Linked DNA regions of Mus musculus: region 1 is linked to region 2. Evidence: chromatin loops called from intact Hi-C (ENCODE). Cell type or tissue: gastrocnemius. All regions are shown on one strand. Region 1 has its middle 16 kb from the start of Tenm3. Region 2 overlaps Tenm3 (teneurin transmembrane protein 3).

Region 1 (8,000 bases), 130 kb before region 2:
ATACAAGGCGTAGAGACAAATAAACAAGGCATGTTTTTGCCATAATAGGCTCCTTGCTCTAACTGTCTCAGTTCCATGTTCAAGAGGAGGTATTGAAGTGCAGTGTAAAGATTGTGTAACAGACTGACAAGTGGATAAAATACACAAAAGACTTAGAACCCAATATCATGGTGGTGGGAAGTGATAACCTGCAGACACTTTTTTTTCCTTTCAAGAAAATTAATTTTTTAAATAAAATCATCTGTATGTTATTGCTAGGGTTTACTTGACACCAAATCACATGTGAATCAGACTTATTGTGTGGAAGACATTTAAGAGTAGTATGCAGCTGGGTTTGGTAGCATACTTCTTTAATCCTAGGATTTGTGAGGCCAAGGCAGGTGGATCTCTGAGTTCGAGGCCAGCCTGGTCTACAGAGTGAGACCCAGAACTAAATAGAGAAATCTTCATCTCAAAAACAAAACAAACAAAAAATGGCATTCCAGTATATTCTTCTACTGAGATAACAAAAAAGGTGAGGTAGAGAAGGGCCACGGTAATCAGACTTAAAAAGATGGTAGAGAATTTTAATTAGACTCAGTCTTTTCTCTTCCCAGCCATTATGTCCCAAATAGTGTTCAGCTAGAAAGCGTTAGCCACCGAAGCTGGGCGTCTTCATAAGTTGTCCCAAGAGTGAGAGAGCAGGTGAAGTGAGAGCCATCAATCATTAGTCAGCCCCGCCCCCATCTTCTCCCATTCACTGGACATGGGAGACCCAGGTTGGCGATGGGGTCCAGTCTGCAGAAAGTTCTGTGCTGGTGGTGAGTGAACATGCTACATGGAACAGGGGACATGTGACCACACCATTTAGCATCACACAATCAAAGCAGTTCCAGGATGTCTTAATGTGTTTACTGACACATCGTCATTCTCCCTTGAATATAGGAGAGATGATAATGAAGATAATGAAGCACTCTGCTTAAAAAAGCCATAGATTGTTAACAAATAACAAGCTTTGACGACCAGCGAGTGGAGGAATGAAGCCGCTATTATTCTTTCCTGAAACTGCAGAGGCATTGATTTACTATAGAAATAATTGCATTATAATTGCGTGTGACTTTTCAATGCTGTTTGGAATCTTTTATTCCTTTCAGTGTGCCACCAAAATGTTTAGTGCTTCAAAGGATGCCATAAACACCCTAGCGGAGCATTTGTTGAACTAGAAAATTAGGTGCGATTAGACTAATAAACCAATCTCGCGGGGAGCTCTTCGCGAGGACGAGGGTTTCTTCAGAATCTGTTCCTATGGCATTCTGTTTCCTGACATTTTAACCCTAATTTGTCTTCCTTTTAACTAGATGCTTTCGGAGACACCCCGTTTCTGTTTGTTCTACCCTCTTCGCTTCTGCCAAGTGCTTTCTTATGCTTCTCTGTCTTGACCTTCCCTGGAAGGGTAACTCCCACAGGATGACTGCTGGTCATCTGCAACCCTGAGTATGTGTCTGGGTCACCATACCTGATTTCAGTGTGATGTGTGATCCTTACTTTGCCAATGCTCTTGGTGGCGGTGTCTACAGGAAAGATGTTCCTTTGTTGTTTATGATGGTAGAGAAGTCAGAGATCTGGTAATAATTGTCATTAGCTTTCCATATTCTGCAGTTCTTACTGAATGGGGTGATTTGTACTGCGTAGGAGAAGGCTAAGATGAGAAGAAGGGCTGGCACTACCAGGCTCTATCTGAGAGCCCAGTAGGGTTGCACTAAACAATAGGGAATGCAAGCAAGTGATCTTTCCTATTAGGTCAGTATGTATAAATTACACTGACCTATACTTTATTTACTTAAAAAAGTTTACCCTTCCTTCCTGTATTTTCTCATAGGGCAGGAAACCACACTTGTATTTGAAATATGTTTTCTGAACTGGGTTAATGCGGCTGACTTACGAGAGCATACATGAGTACATTTGTAACTTAGGGTACATTTTGTAAGCGTGTTGTAAAATAACCTGGACATTCACTCCTCGAATCTTGAAGCATTTGGATCCATTGCTTAAGGAACGTGTGTCACAAACTGTTCTAACAACAACAACAAAAAAATTCAATTATAATAATTGGACATTTTCTATTTATTTTGCATTACTATTAGCCCCGCAGTTTTTAGTACTCATAACATTATGAACTCCATCAAAGACTAGCCCCACGGGCCCTGAGGACTTGGGCCAATAACATAATGGTAAGTCGCATCATGTATATAGTTCATCTGCCTAGTGTTTTGAGGTTTTCAAGTTGTATCCACTAGGAAGGCTCTGTAGATAAAGGATGAGAGGGAAAGGCATTAGGTACATTAGTTGAAATTGGCATCATGATGCCAAACTGTAATAAGCCTTAAGGGAGCTCACTGTTGAATCTACTCAATTGAATGCTGCAATTTCCCATAACAATTTAAAAGGCCTGCAGGCATGCTAAAGTCATAGCTGGATCTTTCAGTTAACACTCTGTAACATGACCCCAAAGCCTCATTTACATCACAGCAATTAAAATATATTCCACATTACATGCTTGCTACCATGTACTAGAGAAATAATTCGACCAAGTGCTGTGTTTTCCAAAACACAGTCATGAAAAATCAGAGAATTCACAATTTCTTCTCTCCAAAGTGATATTTTCATAGCGTACATGATTACTGGGGGTCATGTGTTTATGAAGGGGCAGAGGGCAGAGCAGGAGAAGAAGATGCAGTCAAGATGCCTGATAGTTAGTAGTCAAGACTATTTGGTGGCCCACGTGAAATTAGGTTCGTGGTCTTCGTCTGCTCCATAGGTGACAGGTGTCCAATATGCAAAATTATTACAGCAATCAGTGCTAATTGGCCCCCTACATGTAACCAGAAAGTAGAGGGACCAAAAATTAAATGAGTATTAAAATAATTCACCTCCTACCTGCAGAAATGCTATCTCTAGACAGGGGTAGAAACCTCCACAGAGCCCATTTAGGAAGCTGAGGGAAATTTTCAATGGCGCCCAACCTTGGAAGGAATTATTTGTACAAATTAGAGTCCTTCACCAGTGCTACTGCAAATTTAATTAAAATCTCTCAGCATATAGATTATTAACTGACAGGACATCTATTTATTTGTCTGGTTGTTGGTTGGTTTTGTTTTCTCAGAACAGGGTTTCTCTGAATTCCTTTGTAGACCAGGCTGGCCTCGAACTCACAAGGATCCACCAGCCTCTGCTTCCCAAGTGGTGCGATTAAAGGCATGCGCCACCACGCCTGGGTAGCATGCCCATTTTTAATGAGATGAGCAGCAAATTAAATTTATCTGACAGCAAAGCCACCATGGCCAGAATGGGATCCTATCTTCTAGACAATTGCTGGTGCACTTTGGCAATGCCTTTCCAACTGCAGAAACACAGACAAAATTGACTCACTTCTCACTGTTGTGGTGGCTTTATATTTATCGAGTAGCCACAACTTAGCAGATTACCTTGAGAGTGTGGTTTGTTTGCTTGTTTGTTTTTTTTAAAACAATTGTCTGAACACGTCGCCCTGGTATTAAGCAGTGGCAGAAGTCCAGCTTTGACACTTGGCAGGCAGGCAGGCAGCCGGAGAACCAAGTGTGCTGACTTTCTCTGTGCGTCTACTGGAACACTCTTGCCTGCACTGCCCTTTTGTGGTCAGGAAGAGCGGTGAAAGAATCCTGCTTCAGCAGACATCTGAGAAGGCACCAGCTTCAGCTGCTGCCCAGCTCCACTTTAACTCTCTGCCTTGCTTTATAACTGCCATTAGTGGAAACATGGGAGTGAATTTAATGGCTTTTCTTGCTCCCAAGCCTTTGTGCTCATTATTGAAAGGGCTTCCTTTGTGCCGACAAAGTCCCCTCCTAGGCACCCACTTGAGCAACAACGTGGGACAGCCTGAATTACAGCCCCCAGCCCCTCAGCAAGTGTCTCTGACCCAAGTTGAGCCATGTCTACCGACCTTCTAAAAATGTCTGAATTATGCACTTATCTATCTTTCTGATGTAAAACATCCAAGAAATCCAGGGCCAAGTGATTGAATGCACGTTTCCTATTTTTACTTAACTAACTGGCAGCATTTAGACGGAGCCAAAGTGCTCAGTGTGCGATGCATACACACTTTACGATGTATGACTAAACTTAAGATGTCAAAACATTGAATTAGGTGAGACTACACCTCGGGAAGCATATTTATAGTCCTTGATACGGTTACATTTCAGTTTGCTTAAAAACAAATAGTAAACACTGGTGGTGTAAAATATTACAGGAAACCTCCATGTGCAGCCAACTTCCCAGGCTGACTGTAACAACATTGGTCCCAAGTCTCATGATGTTAGAAGCTAAATCTAACCCCAAGTAGCCTATGGCATCTTCACAGCGCACCAAGAGGGTCTGTTTCTTTTTCAGTGTGTATATGTGTCTATGGACGTTCATGTGTATGCAGGGACACATGTGTCTATCTATATAGTCTATATGTCCATGTGTGTGCATGGATATAAAGCCCAGAAGTCAACCTCAGATGTTATCATCAAGAACCCTTTGAGGTAGGATCTCTCACTAAACCCTGAGTCCACCAGTTAGTCCAGACGCCCACTAGTTAGCAAACCCCATGGGTTCCACTGGCTTCATTCCCTAGCACTGGGACGACAAGCTTGGGCCACGATACCCAGCGGTTTTATGTGTATTCTGGGACTCGAACCCAAGTCCCCTTCCTTATAAGCAAGCAATTTGCCAGCAGTTCCCAAGAGGGGTTCCTTCAGATTTTTTGTGGCCACTTAGGCTCTCAGACTGAATCCAAAGTCCTTTTGAAACCCTGGAGCAACTCTACCATGGGCTTTTCCATTCCCTTAGAGATACTCACTTCAAGGAGGAAAAGTGTTTTGAGGGAATCTGTTCATATATATCTTTCTTCCACTGGACCTCATTACATTGAGGGACTATGTTCCATTCAACACTGGACCCTGCTTCTCCCTCCCTGGGAGTTTGTGAAGAAGGTGCCATTTGGTTGGGCTGGGGCTTTTCAGACTGAGATCAAAACTGTCCTGTAGGCAGTAGACAGAATGCATGTTTATTATAGCAATTTTGCCTGTGGGTTACCGAGGCGTGAATAACGGCAGTTATCCTTTATTCTCCAAGTACTTGTGGGTAGTTATCAGGTATCCACCTAGTTGTTACTAAAATAAACCTAACATAGCTCTTTGAATCCAGAGCCTCTTAATCAGCTTTATGGCTGCCCTTGAAAGCCCCTTCAGTGTTTGCCTACCGCCTTCTGCAACCAAGACATAAATATTTGGATAACGTTATATATGAAATCATTTTGAAATTATTCGTATGGAGGCTGTGCTCTCCACCTCGTTCTGTGGAGGAATTTCTGAATAAGCGCATAAAAATTCACGACTAAAATTCCATTCAAAAATTTTAGCAAAATACCAGTTTCCTTCTGCGTGTCTTAATTCCTTGCTGTCTGACTTCTGTAACTGAGCTTGGATCCATTTTTAATCCACCTAGTGCCCTTAGGTGACTAATGTGGATGTTACTCTTGCACATGGGACAAAGTTCTTGACCTAATGATAGTAGCTGGATTTTATCAAGTATGCATATGCCAACCACCACACTAAACACCTTGAATTTATTTTAATCTCTTCTAATCTTCATGGTCTGTCTACAAGAAGGCTATTAGTGTGTGCTTGCTAGGAAATTAAATATAGGAGACAGAGCCTTAGAGACTTTATGCAACCACTTAAGGCCACATGTCTCATCAATGGTAAATAGTGAGAGCTAGACTTTACACATGAGTTTGTATTGTTGAAACTCCTGCACTGTCTTGTTCTTTACGCTTGTATCAGTATAGATATTTTTAGTTGAAAAAATGCAGGCTAGGAACATATTGTTTCCGAATCTGTTTCTAAATCGTATTTCTGTCTCTGAGGTCTGTTTCTTCTTTATAGACTGCAATGGCAGGCAGTCTTTCTCCAGAAATGTAAACAAGCTCCAAGTTTACAGCCTCCCAGATTAGTAACAGCAATGAAATGAAATAGGCTTGCAGCCAGTGGCTTTATCAGATGTCCCGGGACTGACCTTACCGGCACGAATTAGGTCACAGGTCCTCTCCTGTGCAATCACTGACATCGAGTGTCAGGGCCACATGAACCAACTCTCTCATCTCCACGGAGGGAAACACAGGTTTGCAAGGAGGATTCCAGTGACCATGAGGAACCCCATGAGCGTAGCCTGTCCCCATGGATAACCGGACCACATGGGGTGGAAGACAACTAAAGAGAATTGGGCCCATGTCCCCATCTGAAACATATAATACCATACATTCCATTGGCCCTTTATTTTTAGAGGAGCAGCTTGGAAATGTTTTCAGTATATTCAAGTGTCTTGTTGGCCTTGGATTCTTTTCCTTACTCCTCCGATGAGTTTCATTTGGTTTTTATTTTTGCTTCCCCCGTACTGGGTTCTCAGCAGATTTAAATATGATGGTATTTTCAATAGGACAGCCTCATGATTGTTAACAGTGGGTCTCTTGATATCCTGAATCAATTTGTTAAAACCCTTTGCTGTTCCCTGCAGTCCCCCTTTCTTTCTGTCTGCTTTGTTTGTTTTTATTTATTGTTTTGTTGTTGTTGTTGTTGTTGTTAAATGTTACTGTTTGTCTTTTTGAGACAGCATCTCCTTAAGTAGGCTTTCCTGGGACTTTCTTAGTAGCTGAGGTTCACCTTGAACATATATTTCCAATGTAAGCCTCTTGAGTATTGGGGTTGTTCGTGGGATTTTCATTGTTTAATTCTCCTGCTTGTTCTAAGATTTTGATGTGAAGGCAGTGACTGAGGATACAGGTGTGATGGCTAGGAATGAAATTCAATCTATAAAGTGATACCAAGAAAATCTAAATTTGATCCCCAGAACCTATGGAAAAAAAAAAAGTCAGGCGTGGTGATGTGTGCTTTTATAGTCCTGTCCCTAGGGAGGCACAAATAGGTGACTGCCTGCATGTCCCTGGCCAGCTAGTCTAGCCCTCATGGTAAGTCTCAGGCAACTGAGAGACCCTATCTCAAAATAAAACAGTAAATGGCACCTAGGGAACAATGGTTGAAGCTGTTCACAGGCTTCCATACATATACACACATGCACACTCAAACATATGCACATGGGCCAACACATACACACTCATGCATACACACATGCAGCAGCACATACATGCTCATACACACTTACAAACACATATACATACATGTACCAGCACATGCACACACTCATACATATAGACATATAAATTCAGAGACACAAAAAGATTTGGAATAATGAGGAATGGGTTCAAATTCTGATCAGCTGCTGTCTGTATGATCTTGGGCAAGTCAATCAATCCCTTTTGGTCCTAGCTCTCTTGTACGAAGTGGGATTTATAATTCTTAGCAAGATTATTGTAAGGGTTAAGTGAGGGCATATATGTAGAGCACCTGCCATATTTTAAGCACTCGATAAATAACCAAGATAGAAATTAATAATTCACCAGAAGCTTTTCTGGCCACTCTTAAGGAAAGGACTCTGCGCAGCAATTAGGGAAATGACATCAACTCTTTATCTCAGAAGCCCTTTCCAACTGTCACCAGGCCCATCAGATGGGACTTTAAGTCATGGATAGCTCCAGCCATTTTTAAACCATCTAGAAGGCCAGCTTGTCTTTTTCTCTACAACCTAAGGTTTGGATTCGGGTTCCTGTGGTTTATTGACAGCATAGAAATAAAGGAAGAGTAAGATACTTGAGTGTGAGCCCCAGTGTGGCCACAATGGTGGCTGGACTTGAGACTTTGTCTTAGCGCTATTCACTTTATTTCCTGTTCCTTAAAACTGGTAATTCAAAGTCTCTACATGCAAAATACTTAGTGTGGGAGCGTTTCATGAATGGGTGTCATTTTTCCACCTTGTGTTTGACTATAGCTGACACATCTACCCAGATCATTCATTCCTTTGAAGTCGGAAGGACCTCCTCCAACCAA
Region 2 (8,000 bases):
GATTTTAAAATAGATTTTTCATCAACTAATACTAGAGACGCTGTGGTTGTTAGGAAATTATGTGTGCTACTGACCAGAAAAAAAATGTTTGGCAAAACTTTCAATAAAATCTAAAATTTTATGCAGAGTGTGTGACCAGAGTAATTGTGCAATTATTAGGTACCAGTTGATATCAGCACAATTACTATACACCAATTGATATCAGTATACTAGAATCTTGGTAACAGTTTCTTTGACATTCTTTTTTTTTTAAAGGAACAGCGCTTTTAAGTGAAATTACAATTGTTAGCAGAGACCTTCTAATTGGCAGACACATGCCATCCTTCACATGATAATTTCTAAATCAAGTATTTAGGAATGCTTTGTGATCATTTTATTCTGCTACAAAATTTCCAGTTTGCAAACAATACTAATATTGGTATACCCTCCTGAAGTATTTTCAAAACAGGAGGAATTAAGGTATTTGGCCTTTTGTTCCTTCATCTATGATCTACATCCTTTGTAAACTGGGGCATCGTGGTTCCCAGTAGGTGATATACCTTGCTTGATAAATTTGGCTTAGACAGTGAACAACACATTTGAAACCAGTTTAATTATTGAGCCAAGTCTCTGAAAGGACTGTGTGACTCAGGAGCCCTCTCATTGAGACATAGCCTAAGCCTGGCACCCTGTAAATAGGTGGGTACAGTCTTAGCCCCTTTAGTTTCCAGTACCTCGTCTATAAAGTGGAACACTACTGCTGGCTACTTAAAGGGGCTTAGAGAATTTAAGTAGTAGGTGTTAGCTCAGGGCATAGCACTTGCCAATCATGCTAGTGACTTGGTTTGATATCCAGGACAAAAACAGAATAAAGAAAAAGAAAGATACACACCAAAATGCTCAATATATTATGCTGTCCTGGCATGAGATGTTCTATGGTAGTGTTAGCTTCACATGGTCATATATGAATATTGCTGTGTTTGAGATTGATTTTGTGTTAGCATCTCTGACAGTCTGGTTCCAGTGCTTAATAATTATCCGGGAATGTAAATATCTTGGTTTCAGTTGCGTTCTGGTTCTGATTCTTCAAGGCTGTAGGCTTTGTAGGGAGAGGCCAGAAGCACTGTGACTATGAAGCAAGGTCAGCACCAGTTGGAGGTAACAGCTCATTCATGGGCCCATTTTTAAAACAAAAACAAAAACAAAAAAAAAAAACCCCAATCTGCTTTGATTTGGTTTGGTTCATGCATTTTTAAAAATCTTCCTTGTGGTGTGCAGTCATTAGTGTTTTATGCCTAAAGAACTGAATTCAGTTATAAGTAAGATTCATTTAATATTGCAAGTATGATTCCATGTGGTTATTCATTCGCAACATAAAATAGCCACATGGTTCAACATATTTAATAGTTTCTGCTTGTGCAACTGTAGGGAATTCTGCAGATCCTCTGTAAGAACTACTTTGGTTGTGAAGGCAGTATCCATAATGCTAATTAATCCCAGCATCATCAATATGGCCAGTGATGATAGAAGAAAACAGGAACTGAATGTGTGCCTTATGTCTGCACACTGCCCTGTGTGACCCTTTGGTGGACTCCCAAAAAAAGATGGCAGTGAGTGACTGCGTGGATGGGTGTGGTCGCAATCCCATGGTTTTCCTTGGAAAATGTATGGAGACCCCATCCTTCATATGTCAGCAAAGGAAACAACTTAAAAACATCTCTTCCTAGGTCTCTTCTGTCCCTACCCAGGCTCTGTGAAAGTCAGCCCTTGATAATTCTTAAGGGATGTTGTCTTTGTCTCATTTGGAATAATCACTTTTTGTATTCAGAAAAACTAGACACATACGTAGCGTACTTCCAATATAATGCTACATTAAAAACATTTGCCTAACCTGGATCTGATATTTATAAATGGGCATTGCTCAATTAGCATTTTAAATTGGAATTTTAATAAATGCTATCAATCAGTGACCAATTTGCATAGCATTTATCTGGGGAAATGAGCGTGCCAAATATCGGTCTTCTTAAGATTCATCTTGCCCCAAACTGTGATTTATTTAAGCTCTTCAAACCATTCATTCTTCCATTAAAGAGTCCGTCCATCTTCCTGTGTTCTCCCGTTCTGATCCAGATCTGCAAATCCGTGGTCATCAGAATCAAGAGATACATTTCCCAAGGACAGACGAGTCCTTGGGTCTTAGCAATTTCCAACTCTGCAATGTTCTGCCTATTTAATTTCTCTAAGACTCCAAGAACAGCTTCTTCATGCTCTGTTTTCAGGTTATATAGTGTGTACTTGCAATGTCTTGGGGCTATCCACCCAGAGAAGAGTCAAGCATTGGAGAATCTGTGAAATGATTCTTTCAAAACAGTTGATTCAGGGAGGTATTTGCTTAAGAGCTTTGAATTTTTTTTTTGTGCCCTAAAAAAAATATCTATTGTTCTCTTTTTTGACCCAATTTTACTAAAGAGAATTTCAAAACCTTGAAATAACTTCAAATTTTAGATTGTCAAAGGAACGTCTAAATTTTAAATAATTGCTATTTTAAAGTAACTTCTATGATATCTTAATAATGCCAATTAAAGGTCCCAAATCGATCCCTCCCCGCACAGTCTGGAATAGGATGCGTTTGGTGAATCGTGGTTTTTAGAAGGGCCTCCTTCGTTATGAAAGAACAGTAAGAGGCAGATAATTTGCTTAAATATGGAGTGGCAACTGCTATTTCTCGGTGTGCTGATGGATGTCTGAGAAGGTCATGGAGATTGAGAAGAGGAAGTCTGCAGAGAAAGGGATGCCTTCGTAACCTTGGACCCTTAGATGTCAGGACTATCAAAGCCAAAAAAGGACAAACATGGTTATCGTGGAATCCTGAGGATATGGAAAATGATTGTCCTTCCCCAAAAGAAGGGGGGAGTGGAAGTACGTGGATTCTTGAAAAATACAGGGATGAAATGATAGTTTATCTCCTACAGTATCATCTTTTGGGGTGTGTGAGTCTAAAGTGAGTTAAAATGAAAAATGAAAAATGGTAACAATATATTGATTAAAATGAATGAAAAAATATGTACATATGTATGTATCTTTTATAACTGTAAAAAAAAAAAACCCGCTGGTAAATCTAAAAATCCTTGAACAGCCATTCTCAGAGTACTGGAAGTGGTGTCTGAAGGGGGAGGTAGAATGTTCTAGAAGAAAGAGAAATTAAAAGGCAGGACGTTGGAATGGAGGGATTGAAAAATATGATAAAAGTGGAGCCCGAGGAGAGGAAGGGACAGTTTGGGGAATAAAAAAAAAATTGAGCGCAGTAATATTGAAGTATGTTTTATTTAAAAGTAAAGCTGGTTAGAACACATTAGCTTTTGCAGATCAGGGTTGGCCAGCCCTGCACTTCATTCAGAGATCAGACCACTTGGTCTTAAGCTTCCAGCTCCAGGGCCCCTGGTGACGGTCCCCAGCATCTGGGGAGGAGGGGGGCGCTAGTGGTGAGTACCGGGATGCACGGCCGCCCCTGCGCCGTCCCGGGGCCAAGAGTGGCGGAGCAACGTGACCGAGGCTCAGGGCGAGCGCGGGCTGCGCGGGTCCCCGCGGCGCTCCCAGGCGACACCCACCCACGCGCTGCGCACGCCGGGCCGGGCGAGCTAGACTCCGGGCCGCGTGTGGACTCCTCCCGCCTGCAGGTACGGGCTGGCGCGCCTCTGCCGGGACTTAGTTGGGCCGACCAGAGGAGAAGTGGCGGTCCCCTGGGTGTGGGGTGGGGGTGTGATGAAGCCTGTGCTGTGCAAGAAAGGTGGCGGAGCAGGGCTCGGGATTCAGGATGCGCGCGGGGAAAGGAGATTCTTTGTAAGCCCGGGAAAGTCGAGCGGGTGGAGACTATGGACGTTTGCAGGATGCACAGCAGCCTGCCGGGCTGTACGGGAGCACAGTGCTGCTTCGGGGTGTGCGCGTGTGAGTGTGTGTGTGCGCGCGCGTGAGTGTGTGTGTGTGTGTGTGTGTGTGTGTGTGTGTGTGTGTACCAGCTGCCGCTCCCTCCAGGGTCTCCGGAGCACGCCACCTGATCAGTTGGTGGGCAGTTTCCAGGCTGCTTCGGCTCGGGTGTGCAGGTCTGTGCGTGCGTGTGTGCATGCGTGCGCGCTTGTGTGCAGACTGTGGCGAGTGCCAGGCGGCGGCGGCGGCGGCAGCGGCGGGCGGGCCGCGGCGGGGCCAGGCTCGAAGGGGTTAAGCGTCGCCGCCGCCCCCTCGGCGGCCGGGTGTAAACAGAGCAGCTTCAGCCTATCATGTCTGGCTGCCGCTCGCAGCCGGAGCCCCGAGCCCGGCGCTGTAACGCGATCCGCTCCAGACCCAGGCAAGTTGGCAGCGCCGGGCTCCGCTCCGCACGGCCACGGCGAGGGCGCGCGGCGGCAAGGTGGGTGAGCGCGGCCTGGGCGGTTCCTCGCGCGGTTCCACGCGCGGCTCCGAGCTCTCTCTCGGGCGCGCGGGGACCCCCGACTCCGCGGTCCCCTCGGCGCGGGTCCCGCGGTCCGTCCTCCCCGGTGGCGGCGGGATGGGAGGAGGCTTCGCGCCGGTGGAAATCGGTGCAGAGGCAACATTAGCATCTGAAATTAGGTGGCTTTTTAACCCCTGAGGGTCCAGATTTAAGGATTTAGGAGAGGTGGAGGCAGAACTTTCCCGAATACTCTTCGCCACCCGGAGTGGTGCAGGTAGCCACGGGGAGATGGAGTCTTTTGTTCCCGGTATTTTTAATTAAATGGATTTCTAAAATGAGTAATCTACGGTCCAAATCTTTGAGGTAAAACTGTCTTTTTCTTTCTTTCGTCTTCTTTTTTAGCCTCCATGTGTTCTTTTGACTTTTGCCATATATCTTACGGAATTTGTTTGGAGCAAGTCTTAGCGATCATGATTTTGAATAATTCATGTCAGAAATGTTTAAAAAATCTGCTTCGAACGTAAATGAATCAACCTTTTGGTTCCATTAACCGAAATCCATCATACTAATTGCTTAATGGGGGCGAAAGGTACAAAATAATCTTGCTAATTAAAAGAGCAGGTTTTTGCCTGTGAAACACTCCGTCCCTTTTTGTCGTGAAAAGATTTTTTAAGGGGCACGGTCTCTAAAGAAATTCAACTTTTGCAGATGTGCTTCGATGTAGATTACTCCTGTGGAAAAAGAGTTGCGCATAGTTGGGGAAACTTAGTTCCAGTAACAAAAAAAAAAAATCATTCGCCTATTTGTGTGTGTATTTTAATAAGACAAAGATCTGCAGCAGCGCCCAGAAGGAGAAATCACATTTCCGCCCTCTCATGTGCTAGCGTGTCTATCTCTGCAATATCTTATAAATGATACATACAGATGCATGTGCCTGTGTCACAGAGTCATTTTGTCCCTGAAAGCCTAATATAATCAAATTCAGTGTTTTAAGATGGTGTGGTTGCAGATTTGATTCCCTTCCACTAAAGTGGAAATACTTTCGGTAATTGAAAGCAGATTCACGTCTGGCGCGGTGCAAGCCAAGGTTTTTCATTTTTAAAATAAACCTTTTGTTCTCTGCTTTTAAAAGAGCCATCCAGAGACCTCTGTGTGCTAATTATTAAAGTAGTTCTTCGGAAGGGATTGAAAATATCCAGAGAAGGCATTTTAGAAATACAGCATAACTTAGTAAGCTTCCCTCCGAGTAGGGTATTGCTGTGCAGCTTTCAAGCTGGCCCACGTTTTTCTATCAGGTTTTCAGGCATTCAAGTGCAACTGTAGTGTTTAAAACACACAACCCCCAAGCAGGGGCCATGTGTTTACAGTTTAAAAACTTGACAGATTTTTGTGTTCTCCCCACCCCCTCCTTTTTTAATCCTGTGATTTTCACAACCTAATGATGATTTTAGATACATCGGGAAAGTCTCCTTAATTTAAAGAGATGTTGATTGCATGCTAGCTGATAGACTGAAATTTTAAAAAGAAAAAAAAATGATTGCAAGTTGTTAGTCTGGTTCCTGTCTCATCGCTAGGGAATAGGTGTTAAAAGCTTTTTCTTTCTTTCTTTTTTTTTTTAATATGACTGTTAAGGACTGAAGTTAGGACACATTCTAAACAAAGAGTCACTTGATATCCTGGCTGGGAAGATAGAGGGAGATGGAGATGTCTAAGCATCTCACCTTCTGCAGGGCATGGACTCGAAAATGAATTATGGAATCATGAGGGAGAGAGTTCAAAGAGTTACACTTTAAACAAAGATAATTGCGTTCAGAAAAACACAGGTATATCCTGAATATTTAATTACTAGCTTTTTAACCCATTACACTGATTATTAATAAAACATGACCAGTATAATATGCGGTTTGATTTCTTAGAATCCACTTGGTAGCTGTTACGTTTTAACCTTTTTTCTCATCTTCTGGAAAGGAGTCTTTTGCACACATTTTAATAAATTTGAAGTGAATATCTCATCTAATTTCAAAGGTCCTTGGTTAAGTATTTCTCATGCAAAGTTCTCTTATAAAAAAAAATTATTTTAAAAAATATTTAGAAAAGTTGTACCCTCCCCCCCCAAATTGGGGAGTGGGGGTTAAGTTTTGGCAGTGTTACATCACATTTCTTAGATACCAGTGGCCTAGTGTATGGCATAATAGAATTTAGTTTTTCTCAAAGATTTAAGGAAAGAAAGGGGATTTTAACACGGACTCTATTGTAGATTTCTGAGCATTGATTTCAGTGTAAAGTCTTTGACCATTTAACCTAACTTTATTTATTTGTTTGTTTGTTTATTTTGGCTTTCTTTTTTATTTTTATGTCCTTACACATCTTCTTATTTGGTGTGTCATGCTTTCAATTTATCATGGGACATCTGTCTTTCATAATGTAGACAAGTGGCAGAGGGAGGCACTGTCTGTATACAGTGATCTTGATAATTAATGCCATAAAATAGATTAAAATGCTGTATTCCAGGTATTCATTTCCTTAAAAGGGGCCACCAGAACAGCGTTGCTAAGCACCCGCCACCACTGCAAGCAACAGAAAATGACCCAAATTAAAGAACCTGTTCTAAGCTGTATTCTTGCATTTTCTAAAGTGTGTTTCAAAAGGTTTAACAAGACTCATTCAATTAGCTCAGAGAAGGGATCTTTTTTCAGCTCTGGTCAGCAATTAAGAGATTGAGCATTGGAGCACCAGCTCTTCATGTTTGTCATTTATTTTGTTTCCTGGGCTTTAACTAAACAATTGTTAATAAAGTTTATTTAAAAAAACAAAAAAACAAAAAACTACTCTTCTATACAAAAGTAAATCTAAAAAGCAGTCTAGTCATTTGTTTTAAGCTTCTATTTAAATTTATTTTATATTAACCTTTTCTCAGTTTAAAAAAGTTTGTTTTCCACTAATATGCCATTTCACAACTTCACTGGAATTGTGCAGGTATACATATATGCCTACATACGCATGTAGTTTAGATTAAGATTTAGCTACAAGTGCTCTGGCTTAGCTTAGACATGAGTACTTTGCAACTCTCAGTAGAGAAATGAGCTATGCTCACTGAACATTTGGATGTTATAAAGATGGTACCCTGAAAGAGGGGAACATGATGCACAGAATTAAGAAAAGAAATAAACAGATTTTGTTTGCTTTTTTTTAATAACCTCTCAGTGAACCTTGAGTTTGATCAGAACTTCCCAACAGCTCTGGTTTAAAGACCCAAACCGCAGCAATTAGAGTACCTCGTGAGTAAGAGGGCCTGGTGAACTGGTTCTTGGCAGATCCAGGATAGTCACAAAAGTAGATCAGGGAGAAAGAAAAGAGAAAGGAACAGAAAACTGTAGGATGTCCAAAACTAGGAGAGAGGAACACGAGGATTCCCAATGGTTTAGATTAAGGGGATCATCTAGACTTGGGCTGTATCAGGTTGATCTGGACAGGTCTGAAGCATATAAACACAGCTTTTAAGTGTTCAATCATAAGTGCTGTTTTGGCTGTGATCGCCCGTTGGAGCATTTACACATCCCGAAACATGCATGTTTCAATGCCAAAAATAACAATCTGA

What was found. Hi-C counts contacts between places; a loop is a spot of excess contacts. Peaks named below come from ENCODE experiments on the same cell type or tissue, not always from the same donor. Only the 100,000 strongest peaks of a DNase experiment are listed, where the experiment ranks them.
Region 1: it touches region 2 in a loop (7-fold over the local background); 3 of 42 quality-filtered maps call a loop at or near these places.

What each region holds. Positions count from the first base shown.
Region 1 is chr8:48,686,451-48,694,450 of GRCm38, reverse strand. It overlaps a transcript of Tenm3 not described here. Among named protein-coding and RNA genes, the nearest start is that of Tenm3, 16 kb to the right of the region's middle. In gastrocnemius, a CTCF peak has its summit at 3,655 (motif pointing left); DNase peaks (open chromatin) are centred at 3,272 and 3,574; H3K4me3 peaks cover 585 bases; H3K27ac peaks cover 4,297 bases.
Region 2 is chr8:48,551,534-48,559,533 of GRCm38, reverse strand. The region is part of intron 2 of Tenm3 (teneurin transmembrane protein 3); the gene reads left to right. Among named protein-coding and RNA genes, the nearest start is that of Gm39178, 110 kb to the left of the region's middle. In gastrocnemius, a CTCF peak has its summit at 3,479; DNase peaks (open chromatin) are centred at 3,624 and 4,270; H3K4me3 peaks cover 2,658 bases; H3K27ac peaks cover 2,628 bases.